Regions from separate parts of the Homo sapiens genome. Here region 1 is linked to region 2. A link is an interaction called in ENCODE POLR2A ChIA-PET data of the cell type or tissue named here. Cell type or tissue: K562. All regions are shown on one strand. Each heading gives the region's core, and the rest is flanking DNA. Links, peaks and the distances in the headings are about the cores only. Region 1 overlaps SLC6A6 (solute carrier family 6 member 6). Region 2 overlaps NUP210 (nucleoporin 210).

The links. ChIA-PET counts read pairs that join two places held together with the same protein. Peaks named below come from ENCODE experiments on the same cell type or tissue, not always from the same donor. Only the 100,000 strongest peaks of a DNase experiment are listed, where the experiment ranks them.
Region 1: POLR2A ChIA-PET joins it to region 2 with 5 read pairs; 2 of 35 experiments call an interaction of 5 or more read pairs at or near these places.

Annotation. Positions count from the first base shown.
Region 1 is chr3:14,411,009-14,416,379 of GRCh38, forward strand. All of the region lies in intron 1 of SLC6A6 (solute carrier family 6 member 6), which reads left to right. Among named protein-coding and RNA genes, the nearest start is that of SLC6A6, 11 kb to the left of the region's middle. RefSeq lists enhancers at 1-503, 1-141 and a silencer at 2,722-2,821. In K562, for the core only: a CTCF peak has its summit at 1,137; DNase peaks (open chromatin) are centred at 1,130 and 2,767.
Region 2 is chr3:13,364,888-13,370,258 of GRCh38, forward strand. It overlaps NUP210 (nucleoporin 210), which reads right to left. Exons shown (of 40, transcript NM_024923.4): 14 at 1,059-1,204. Among named protein-coding and RNA genes, the nearest start is that of NUP210, 53 kb to the right of the region's middle. In K562, for the core only: no CTCF peak of the experiment used is centred there; no DNase peak of the experiment used is centred there.

The DNA of each region.
Region 1 (5,371 bases), core at 66-5,065, 1.0 Mb after region 2:
ACACCTGGTGTTTCCTCTGCAGGTGGACATCACACCAGCCCAAGACAACAGCCTCCTCACTAGCCTCTGTGCCTCCTGGATACCTCTCTGTACCATCTGGGGACCAGCTCTCTGCATGTCACTCTCTTGCTCAAAAGCCTTCAGTGGTGGCTCCCTAGTGCTTTGTGAAATCAAGTCCAACCTCCTTAGCCTGGCATTGGAGGCCCTTCACGATCTGGCTCTTGGCCAGCGTTCACGCTCACCTACCACAACTTCTTTCCTTGTTTGTAGTCTGGCTGGTTTCTGCTCCTAGCTAGACCAAGCGTCCAGCTCTCTCAGCCCTGCCCATGCTGGTCCCTCAGCCCGCAAGGCCCTTCCTCCCATCACTCCTTATTCCCACTCTTAAGGGGCGAGCTTGGAGCTGCCTGCTCTGGGAAGCATTCCTTGAGCCTCTTAACAGTGCCTGGCACGTAGTAAGCACTCAAAAAAGATGACGTGAGTTAAAGTGGACTTCAGCTCGCCCTGCTCTGAGCCTTGTGGTCCTTTCCTCTGGCCTGAGCTCGGACCTTTATGGTCTTACCTTATACCCATGCACTTGACTGGGGACACATCAAGGGGAGGGATGGATGCTCCAGCATCCAGCCTAGGGGTGTGGCACACAGTTGTTGCTCAACATACAAATCAAGAGAGCCTAATTCCTTCTACTCTGAAATGGGAACCTATGGTTTGAACATCTGAGTGGCTCCAGGCTTGGAAATTATATTCACCTGTCACCATCCATCAATCCATCCATCCATCTCACAAATATTCACTTGTTCCAGGCCCTGTCCTAGGCCCTGGGGATGTGGCTGGTGAACAAGACAGACCAAACTGTACCCTCATGGAGCTGTCTGTCTGGCAGGGCTATGGACGTCAGACAAAAGATTACACATGCATGGCTAATGCCCTTTTAAAATCAAAGGCCCTGCATCAGGCACTGCAACACCAGGCTTAGAATACCCCTGTCCTCTGGCTTGCTCTGTGACCTAAGTGAGTCCTTTCTCCTCCCTGGCCCTGTAAGGGGTGGCCCAGATAGGTTTTGTGTTTAAGGGAAATACCTTCTGAATAAAGGGAGGAAAGACCATTCTATCCATTGTGGAAGCGCGTGCCACCACACGGGGTGCTGTTCCTGCGGGACTCCTTTAAGGATGCAGTCATCCTCTTGGTGGTTTTTCAAGATGTCCTAGCCCTGGCTCTGAAAGGAGGTGTCCCGATTTGGGGACAGGAGTTCCAGAGTTACTCTGAGCAGAGCTGTAGCAACAGGCTTTTAGTAAAGAACGTTGCCTCGAGGAACAATAATGTGGATTCCTCTTCTGCCACTGGTAGAATATCAATTAGAACAGACTTTTAAAAAAAGAAAAGCAAAAACTCGTCCAGGTGTGGTGGCTCACGCCTGTAATCCCAGTATTTTGGGAGACTGAGGCAGGTGGATTGCTTGAGCTCAGGAGTTCGAGACCAGCCTGGGCAACATGGCAAAACCCCATCTCTAAAAAAATGCAAAAATTCGCCGGGTGTGGTGGCACGCACCTGTAGTCCCAGCTATTTGGGAGGATGAGCCTGGTAGGCAGAGATTGTACTGAGCTGAGATCGTGCCACCGCACTCCAGCCTGGGTGACAACAGTGAGACAGCAGGCCTAAGTGGGGCCTGGGGCCCTGAATTTCTAACCAAATCCCAGGCACTGTGGACGGTGCTGGTCTGGGGACCACTCTTTGAGTCAAGGAGATAAATAGTGCAGTTGTGAGCCTCCTATACATTAAAAGCCAGATCCTGTGCTTCGTCAACTCCTCTTCTTAATCCTCACCAAAGACACCACTATTCCCATTTTGCACATGAAGACCCGAGGCCCTGCTGAGGGCAGGTAACTTGCCCAAGGTCACACAGCTGGGAGCCTGCCGGCATTCGTGCTGGGCCAGCGCCACCTTGGAAAGGTTGCTGTTGGGGAAGCCTTTCACTACTGAACAGTGTCCTCGCTCCAAAAGCCACAGGAGGCTTTTCAAGGCAGCCAAGTCGGATGTAAATCAGGGGAGAGCCCAGGGCTAGCCAGGCTGCTGACAGCAGGGCGGCCTGGGTCACTGTGTCCGGACAAGGCCCACAGCGGGATTTGGGGCTGGCATGATGCCTGGGAGTGGGGGAGCCACTGGGGATGCTCTGGGCGCCTGGAAAACCAGCCTGGAGCCTGCTGGAGCCCAAGGAAGCACCTTAGCCTCTGACAGCCTCCCCCATTATTTAAATACATTCCAGGGAACACAGCTGGCTGGAAGGGGCAGTGATGGGACCACAGGAGCTGGGACCTGCTGCTTCCGTTGTTTAAAGGCTGGTTCATCCCTGCAGCCACGCAGGCATTCTCCGTAATCGCCGTCTGCTTTGAGGACAGAGAGGTCGTGGTCTTCTGCTGGCTGGGGCTTTATTTTTGCACTGAGCACCTGTCCTCAGCAAACTGGGAAAAGTAGAACACGTAGTGACTCTGAGTCCTCAAAATGCTGTCCCTGGCCCAGCAGTATGGGCATCACGTGGGAGCCTGCAGAATGCAGAACCTCAGGCCCCACCCCAGACCTTCTCATTTAGACCTTGGGGGCAGGGCTCCGCATTCTGGGTTTTCAAGAGCCCTCCAGGCAATTCTGCTTTGTATTTAACTTTGGGAAGGGCTGATGACCTCTCTGGCTGTGTGCCTGGGGCCGGGGGTGGGGCTGGGGGAAGGGTCAGGCCTAATCCTTGCCCGTGATAACTAGAGTGCCAGGGCTGCGGGAACCTCAGGTGTTCTGTCATCTGCATCCTTCCTCTTTTTTATAATGGGAGGAGTGTGTCAGAGACATGCATAAAATTACGCAGCAAGTTCAAGGCAGGGTATAGGTCTGGATTCTTATCTTGCAAATGGCAGAAATCAGTTCAAACAGACTTCAGTTTTATTTTTTTTATTTATTTATTTTTGAGATGAGTCTTTCTGTGTCTCCCAGGCATGAGTCACCACACCCGGCCTAAACTGACATTAAAAATAAAAAAGAACATTTACTGACTCTTTTAACTTAAAAGCCTGGGGCCATACTTCAGCCTGGGGCTGAGTCCAGGTGCTGAAAGATGTCATCGGGACTCAGTTTCCTTCTCTCTGTCTCCCGGCTCCGGGTCTCTCTATGCCTGCTTCATTCTCCATGGATGCCCTAGCTGCTCACCAGTGTAGTGCCGCCCCCTGCCCCAATGTAGCCATCTCAACCAAGAAAGAGCCTTGTTTTTCCCCAATATTTTTGGCAAAAGTCCTAGTCATCACTGTTTTTGACCAGGCTGGTCAAGTGCCTATCTTTGAGCCAATCAAGACAGCCCCCTCTGATTGGCTAGGGCTGGCTCACGTGCCCACCTAGGAGGAGGAGGTGGGGTCAGTCCATCTAGACCCCTTGGGCTGAGAGCAGGCCTATGTGGGTCTCCTCCTGGAACAGGTTTAAGCTGTCCCCAGAAGGGGCATGGGTGCCAGCAGGCTAGACATATGGACTTTAGTGCTATTCTTTTTTTTTTCTTTTTTTTTAAGAGACAGGGTCTCACTCTGTCACCCTGGCTGGACTGCAGTGGTACGATCACTGCTCGCTGCAACCTCAAACTTCTGGGCTCAAGCAGTCCTCCCACCTCAGCCTCCCAAGTGGGTGGGACTACAGGCATGTGCCACCATACCCAGCTAATTTTTAAATTTTATTTTTTTGTAGAGACAGGTCTCCCTGTGTTGCTCAGGTTGGTCTTGAACTCTTGGGCTCATGAGCCTTCTGCCTCAGCCTCCAAGAGTGCTGGGATTGCAGACATGAGCACACCTAGCCTTTAGTGCCATTCTTATCCTCCTCTCTGAGATGGGCTGGCCTCTTGTAATTGGTAAGGTTTTGCCCTATGCAGAATTATGCTGTCCTTCCTCTGATTCTCTTAACCTCGTGCTTTAAACAGGCTGCCTTCATCTTTCACTTTATCCCACTTCCCTGTGTATGGTCTAGGATAGCAAGGTTTACGTTGCTACTTCCACCACCCAAACCCACAGCAGACATCACTAATCCAGCCCAGACTTCACAGAGCCTAGAATGAAGCCTTGATGGCCTCTCATGTGCCCAGCCTCTAGCCGGTGGTTCCAGGCCTCATGAGCTCAGGGACCTTGGCTCTGTCATCCACTGCTGAGCTTCATGTGCCCAGTGCAGTGCCTGGCACAGTAAGTGCACCATAAGTTGTTGACTGACTGTTCCTACTCCACAGTGCCTTGTACCCAGTGGGTGCCAGTGTGAGCCTGTTGAATGTGGAGGCCCTAACAAAGCAATGAGATCATCTAATTTGGGGGACAGGGAGCTCTGTAGGCTGCCGGGACTGGCATTTACTGACACTGGCAAGTGCGCCTCTGGGTCTGGGAAGGAGGCTGCCAGGGCAGGGCTACAGCTACAGCAAGGAAAGGGGTCCTGGAGGCCTCTGTCTGCTCTCCCAGACCCACCCTCCCATGCCCTCTCCCCCTGAGACACCCACTGCCCATTTCTGCTGATCCCAGTTTAACAGTTCATTGAAAATATCTCATTTGAGAAGAAATGATTTCCTGACTTTGTACACTTAGATTCCAGGAATCCAGGAGAGCCTTCCAGCCTCAGGGCAAGGAGCTTTGCTGGTAGGAGGAGGTGATCTGCCCCCAGCTGCCTATTTCCCAAACTGAGCTTCTACTGAAAAAGACAACAGAACCCCCCCGCTCCAAAAAAAGTCTTCTGGGTTAGTCACGTCCGGGACTGCTTGGCTCAGCAAAGCTCAGCAGATTTCCTAGGCACAGTGATTCTCGCCCCTGAACTGGTTGGTGAATACCACATCCCCCAAGGATCTTCTCTGAGGCCCCTCACTCTGGCCCTGGTGTGTCCCTGCGCCCCTTGGGAATAGTCAGGCTATGTGACTGAGCTGGTGGGGCGCTCAGGAGTGTGGGCTTTCTGTGGCTAGGGCTGTGGAACAGCTTACCCATTTGCAGCTGAAACCTTGTTCCCCTCTGACCAAGGGCAATGTGATGGTTCTTGCTGCTGACTAAGTTTTGGGGACCCTGCATCCAAGAGAGGGGCGTGTGTGAGTGAGTGGGAGTGCATGTGTGAGTGTGTGTCCCATGTGGGTCTGTGTGTGGCTGTGAACATGTGTGTGGCTGACACAGGCAAGTGTGTGGGGCTGGGAGTCTGCATATGATTACACTTGTGTCTGTGCGTCTGCATGTGAGCTTGTGTTGGCATGTGTGAGTATGCATGTGTGAGCCTCAGCGTCCTGGCCTTCCAAGGGGTTTGGTCAGCCCCTCCCCAGCACACACGTCTGGTGGTTACAAGTGGGTGGACAATTAGGGGCCCTGTGCACAGTCTGCCTCTGACCAGATCTCTT
Region 2 (5,371 bases), core at 138-5,137:
TCCAATGAATGCCTGAGAGGAAGAAAAAAATGGGACAAACCATGAGGACCGGAGCTGTCTTCAAGGCTGACACTGGGAGCAGAAAAATGCAAGGACTGCCTGACCAAGCCAGGGAGTCTGGGGCTCCCCTAGGACTGCTCTCCAGCCCTCCCTGGAAGGAGGAGCAGGAACTCCCCATCAACAAACCCTCTCTGCGCCTCCTGCAAGCTAGGCAGAGTTCAAAGAAAGGAATGATTAGTCAGCAGCCTCCTGCATGGCAGCCCTCGCACGGAGCCTTCACACCCACCCCAGAGGAAGGCCCAGTTCTTTTTTATCCGTGTATAATAACTAACCCTTCCTGAGCCTGCACTACCCCCTAGACTGTGTTCTGAGCTCATTCCATTTGTGAGCTCAGCAAATCCTCATCACGACCCCATGAGGCAAGAGCTGTCTCAGTCCCATTTTACAGGCAGGGAATGTAAGGCCCAAGAGTGGGTGGGGGTCAGGCTGGTCTCAGCTCAGGAGGGTGGTATGGACACTGAGGCTATGTGGTCTGCTCCGCACAGGCCGTGGCCACCACTGTCCTCAGATGGGGAGCAGGATGGATGCACACTAGGCCAGGGCAGATCCTCTCTGACCCCAGTCTTGGAGGCCTCAGCATCTGCCATACCACACGGCCGCTGTCCTAATTCTAGGGCTCTGTGGGGACCCTGAAGGTTAGCTCTGGAGTGGAGCAGAAGCACTCCCCTGTTCTGACCCTTGCTGAACACACTTCTGAAGCCCTTGCAGCCCACACTCCTACCTTCGTTGGGAGAGGCTGGCAGGTCGGTGTCCTGCCAAGCCTGCCAAGCGCTGTCTCGCGTAACCACAGAGATGCCCACAACCACTGCCCCATCAGGGAGGCTCTGCTCCTTCCACATGAATCCTGCTTTCAGCCAGAAATCATGGGAGAGGAAGCTGTGCCAAAAGCTATTTTGAAGGAATCGGGTTTATCATGCAAATTCGTCAGAGCAAATGGGTAATTTGCATCTGGGAAGGAGTGGGCAGGGGGGTGGTAAAGGGCAGGGCCCCTGGCTCACCTTGAGGGGCAGGTAGGCAGCAATGGTGATCTTGGCACTCAGGTGGACGTGGCCGTGTCTGTAGCTCACAAGAAGCGTGGTAGAGCCCTGGGCCTCGGCCTTTACCCGGATGCCGCTGCAGTGCTCAGAGCCTGGCGGCAGCCTCCCTACAGAAAGGAGAGAACTAGATGGTCACCCTGAAATCACTTTTTTCTTTTTTTTGAGATGGAGTCTCGCTGTGTTGCCCAGGCTGGAGTACAGTGGCATGATCTTGGCTCACTGCGACCTCCGCCTCCGGGGTTCAAGTGATTCTCCTGCCTCAGCCTCCCAGATAGCTGGGACTACAGGCATGGACCACTACACCCGGCTAATTTTTGTATTTTTTTTAATAGAGACGGGGTTTCATCATGTTGGCCAGGCTGGTCTTGAACTCCTGACCTCAAGTGATCAATCTGCCTCAGCCTCCCAAAGTGCTGGGATCACAGGTGTGAGCCACTGTGCCCAGCCCTGAAATCACCTTTGGTGGGGAAGGCACAACAGGCTGGGGGCCCCCTCTTTCATCCCAGGCTTGATCCTTGATCTGATTTCTTTCTTTTTTTTTTTTTTTTTTTGAGATAGAGTCTCACTCTGTCTCCCAGGCTGGAGTGCAGTGGTGCTATCTCAGCTCACTGCAAGCTCCACCTCCCGGCTTCAAGCGATTCTCCTGCCTCAGCCTCCCGAGTAGCTGGGATTAGAGGCATGCGCCACCACGCCCAGCTAATTCTTTGTATTTTTAGTAGAGATGGGGTTTCACCATATTAGCCAGGATGATCTCAATCTCCTGACCTCATTATCCACCCCCCTCAGCCTCCCAAAGTGCTGGAATTACAGGCATGAGCCACCGCACCCGGCCCTGATTTTTAAAAAAATATTTAATTCAGCCAGGCACGGTGGCTCACGCCTGTAATCCCAGCACTTTGGGAGGCTGAGATGGGCGGATCACCTGAGGTCAGGAGTTTAAGACCAGCCTGACCAACATGGAGAAACCCTGTCTCTACTAAAAATACAAAAAATTAGCCAGGTGTGGTGGCGCATGCCTGTAATTCCAGCTACTCCGGAGGCTGAGACGGGAGAATCACTTGAACCCAGGAGGCAGAGGTTGCAGTGAGCCGAAATCGCACCATTGCACTCCAGCCTGGGCAATAAGAGTGAAACTCTGTCTCAAAAGAAAAATAAAAATGTTTAATTCACGGCCGGGCATGGTGGCTCACACCTGCAATCCCAGCACTTTGGGAGGCTGAGGTGGGAGGATCACCTGAGGTCGGGAGTTTGAGACTAGCCTGACCAACATGGAGAAATCCCGTCTCTATTAAAATACAGAATTAGCCGCGTGTGGTGGCGCCTGTCTGTAATCCCAGCTACTTGGGAGGCTGAGGCAGGAGAATTGCTGGAACCTGGGAGGCGGAGGTTGCAGTGAGCCGAGAACGCACCATTGCACTCCCACGTAGGCAACGAGGGAGCAAAACTCAGTTAAAGAAAAATAAATAATATTTAATTCACATGAGTATATAATTCACAATGATTTTTCCACATACTGGACCCACCCTATATGCAGCACCCACATCAACAAATAGAATATTATCTGTACCCCCAGAATCTCCTGGAAACCCTTCTGGTATTTGGCCTTTCCCTAAAGGAAAACCGCCCCCCTGGCGCCTACCAGCACAACTGAATCATGCTTGGTATTGTTCCCATAAAGGGAACCATGGGCATAACTCTTTTGTGCCTGGCTTCCTCAACTCAGCAGTGTTCATGGGATTTCTCATTGGTCACACCGTGAAGATCCTTTGTCCACATTCTCCATATGATTCTGCTGCATGAATATAGAGCAATAGACTGACCCATGCTATGGTGCACATCTGGGTTTCTTCCAGTTTGGGGCTGTGCTACACGGTATTGCTGTAAACATCTGGGTGCCTTCCTCTTGGGGGACACACCTGGGCATTTCTGTTGCGTGCGTCCCTAAGAGAGGAAGTGCTAGGCTGCAGGGCGTGCATGTGTTTAGCTGTAGAAATTGTTGGTTGCTGTTGTTAAATATCTTCCCAAAGTGGTTGTGTCAATTTACACTGCTGCCAACGGCTGCCCTACATCCCTGCCATTATTAAATTTTAAAATTTTTATTTTTTTTTTGAGACAGGGTCTTGCTCTGTCGCCCAGGCTGGAGTGCAGTGGCACAATCTTGGCTCACTGCAACCTCCACCTCCCAGGCTCAAGTGAGTCTCCTACCTCAGCCTCCTGATTAGTTGGGACTACAGGAGTGAGCCACCACACCAGGATAGTTTTTTCATTTTTTTGTAGAGGCAAGGTCCCATTATGCTGCTGAGGCTGGTCTCAAACTCCTGGGCTCAAGCAATCCTCCCATCTCGGACTCCCAAAATGCTGGGATTAAGGGCATGGGCCACCGTGCCCAGCCTAAAATTTTATCTTAAAAAAAAGTTTTAAAAAAATTCTGATAAAATACAACTAAGATAAAATTTCCCACCATAACACCTTTTGTGTGTATAGTTCAGTGGCATTAAGTACATTTATGCAGCCTGTGAATGGATGTCGCCACCATCCATCCACACAACTCTTCAACTTACAAAACTGAAACTCTGCACCCAATATACAGTAACTTCCCAATTCCCCTCACTCCAGTCCCTGGCCACTACCATTATACTTCCTATCTTCATGAATTTTATTACTCTAGGTATCTCATACAAGTGGGATCATAGAGTATTTGTCCTTTCGTGACTGGCTTACTTCACTGAGCATGATGTCTTCAAGGTTCTTCCATGTTGCAGCATGGGTCGGAATTTCCTTCCTTCTTAAGGCTGAATAATATTCCACTGTATGGATAGACCTCATTGTGTTCATCCATTCTTCCAACGGTGGACACCTGGGTTATTTCCACCTTTTGGCTATTGTGAATAACACTGCCATGAACATGGGTGCACAAATACCTCTTTCGGATCGTACTTTCAACACCTTTGGATGTGCACCCAGATGCAGGATTGCCTGCTGGATCATACGGTAACTCCATGTTTACTTTCTTGAGGAACCACCATACTGCTTTCCACAGCAGCAGCACCTTTCACATACACACCAGCAGCACATAAGAGTTCCAGTGTCTTCACATCCTTGTCAACATTTGCTGTTTTCTGTTGTTTTGATCGCAGCCATCCTAAGGAGTGTAGTGCTTTTCATTGTGGGTTTGATTTGCACCACTCTGATGATGAGTGATGTTGAGCATCTTCCCGTGTGCTTATTGTCCGTGTATCAGCTTTGGACAAATATCTATTCAAGTCCTCTGCCTACTGTTTGATTGGGTTATTGGTGTTATTGCTGCTGACACGTAGGAGTTCTTTACATATCCTAGATATTAACCCCTTATACAATTTGCAGATGTTTTCTCCCATTCTGTAGGTTGCCTTTGTACTCTGTGGTGTCCTTTGATATATAGAACTTTTTTATTTTGTTGTAGTCCAGTTTGTCTATTTTTAATTTGTAGCCTGTGCATCTGGTGTTATACCTAAAAAAAAATGCCAAATTCCAATGTCCTGAAGCTTTCCTCCAGTTTTCTTTTAGAAGTTTTATAGTTTTCAATTTTATATTAGGTCTTTGATCCACTGTGACTTAATTTTTGTGTTTGGAGTTATGGAAGGGTCTAACTTCATTCTTATGCATGTCGATACGTGGTTGTCCCAGCACCATTTGGTAAATAGACTGTCCTTTCCCCATTGGACAGTCTTGGCACCCTTACCAAAAATCATTTCACCATGTACGAGCAGGTTTTTATCTGGGCTCAGTATTCTATTCTGTAAGTCTGTCTATGCCAGCACCGTGTTGAGAGAGTTACAGTAGTGCCCACAGCCCAGGGGCTTTCAAGAAGATGCCACCCAAGAGGGCAAGGCAGAAATGGGACCGCCAAGTCCAACTGCAGTAAGCAGAGGGAGCCACAGAGGGGAGGCCAGCCTGGGCCAGGGCTACCAGGGCTCCTCCTCAGAGCCATGATCAGAGTCTGGCTACCTGTGCTCTGAGCCTGGGAGGTGGCAGAGGGAGTTTACCTAACATGGGACCAAATTTGTTTCTTTAGCTGAGTAAGCTCCAGGGTGGGTATTATAGGGACAGGTCAACCTGCTGATCCAACCTGCTCTTGAGCCCCATGGGTTTCTGTGGGGTGAGCATCTCTGTCCTGACAGAGCCCAGGTTTCTAAGATACATATTTTCATACAGCCTGGGCCCTACACACCTCCCTACACATTACCATGCACACTCCACACCAGGGGCGGTACAAGGCACTTCCTAAGAGAAAT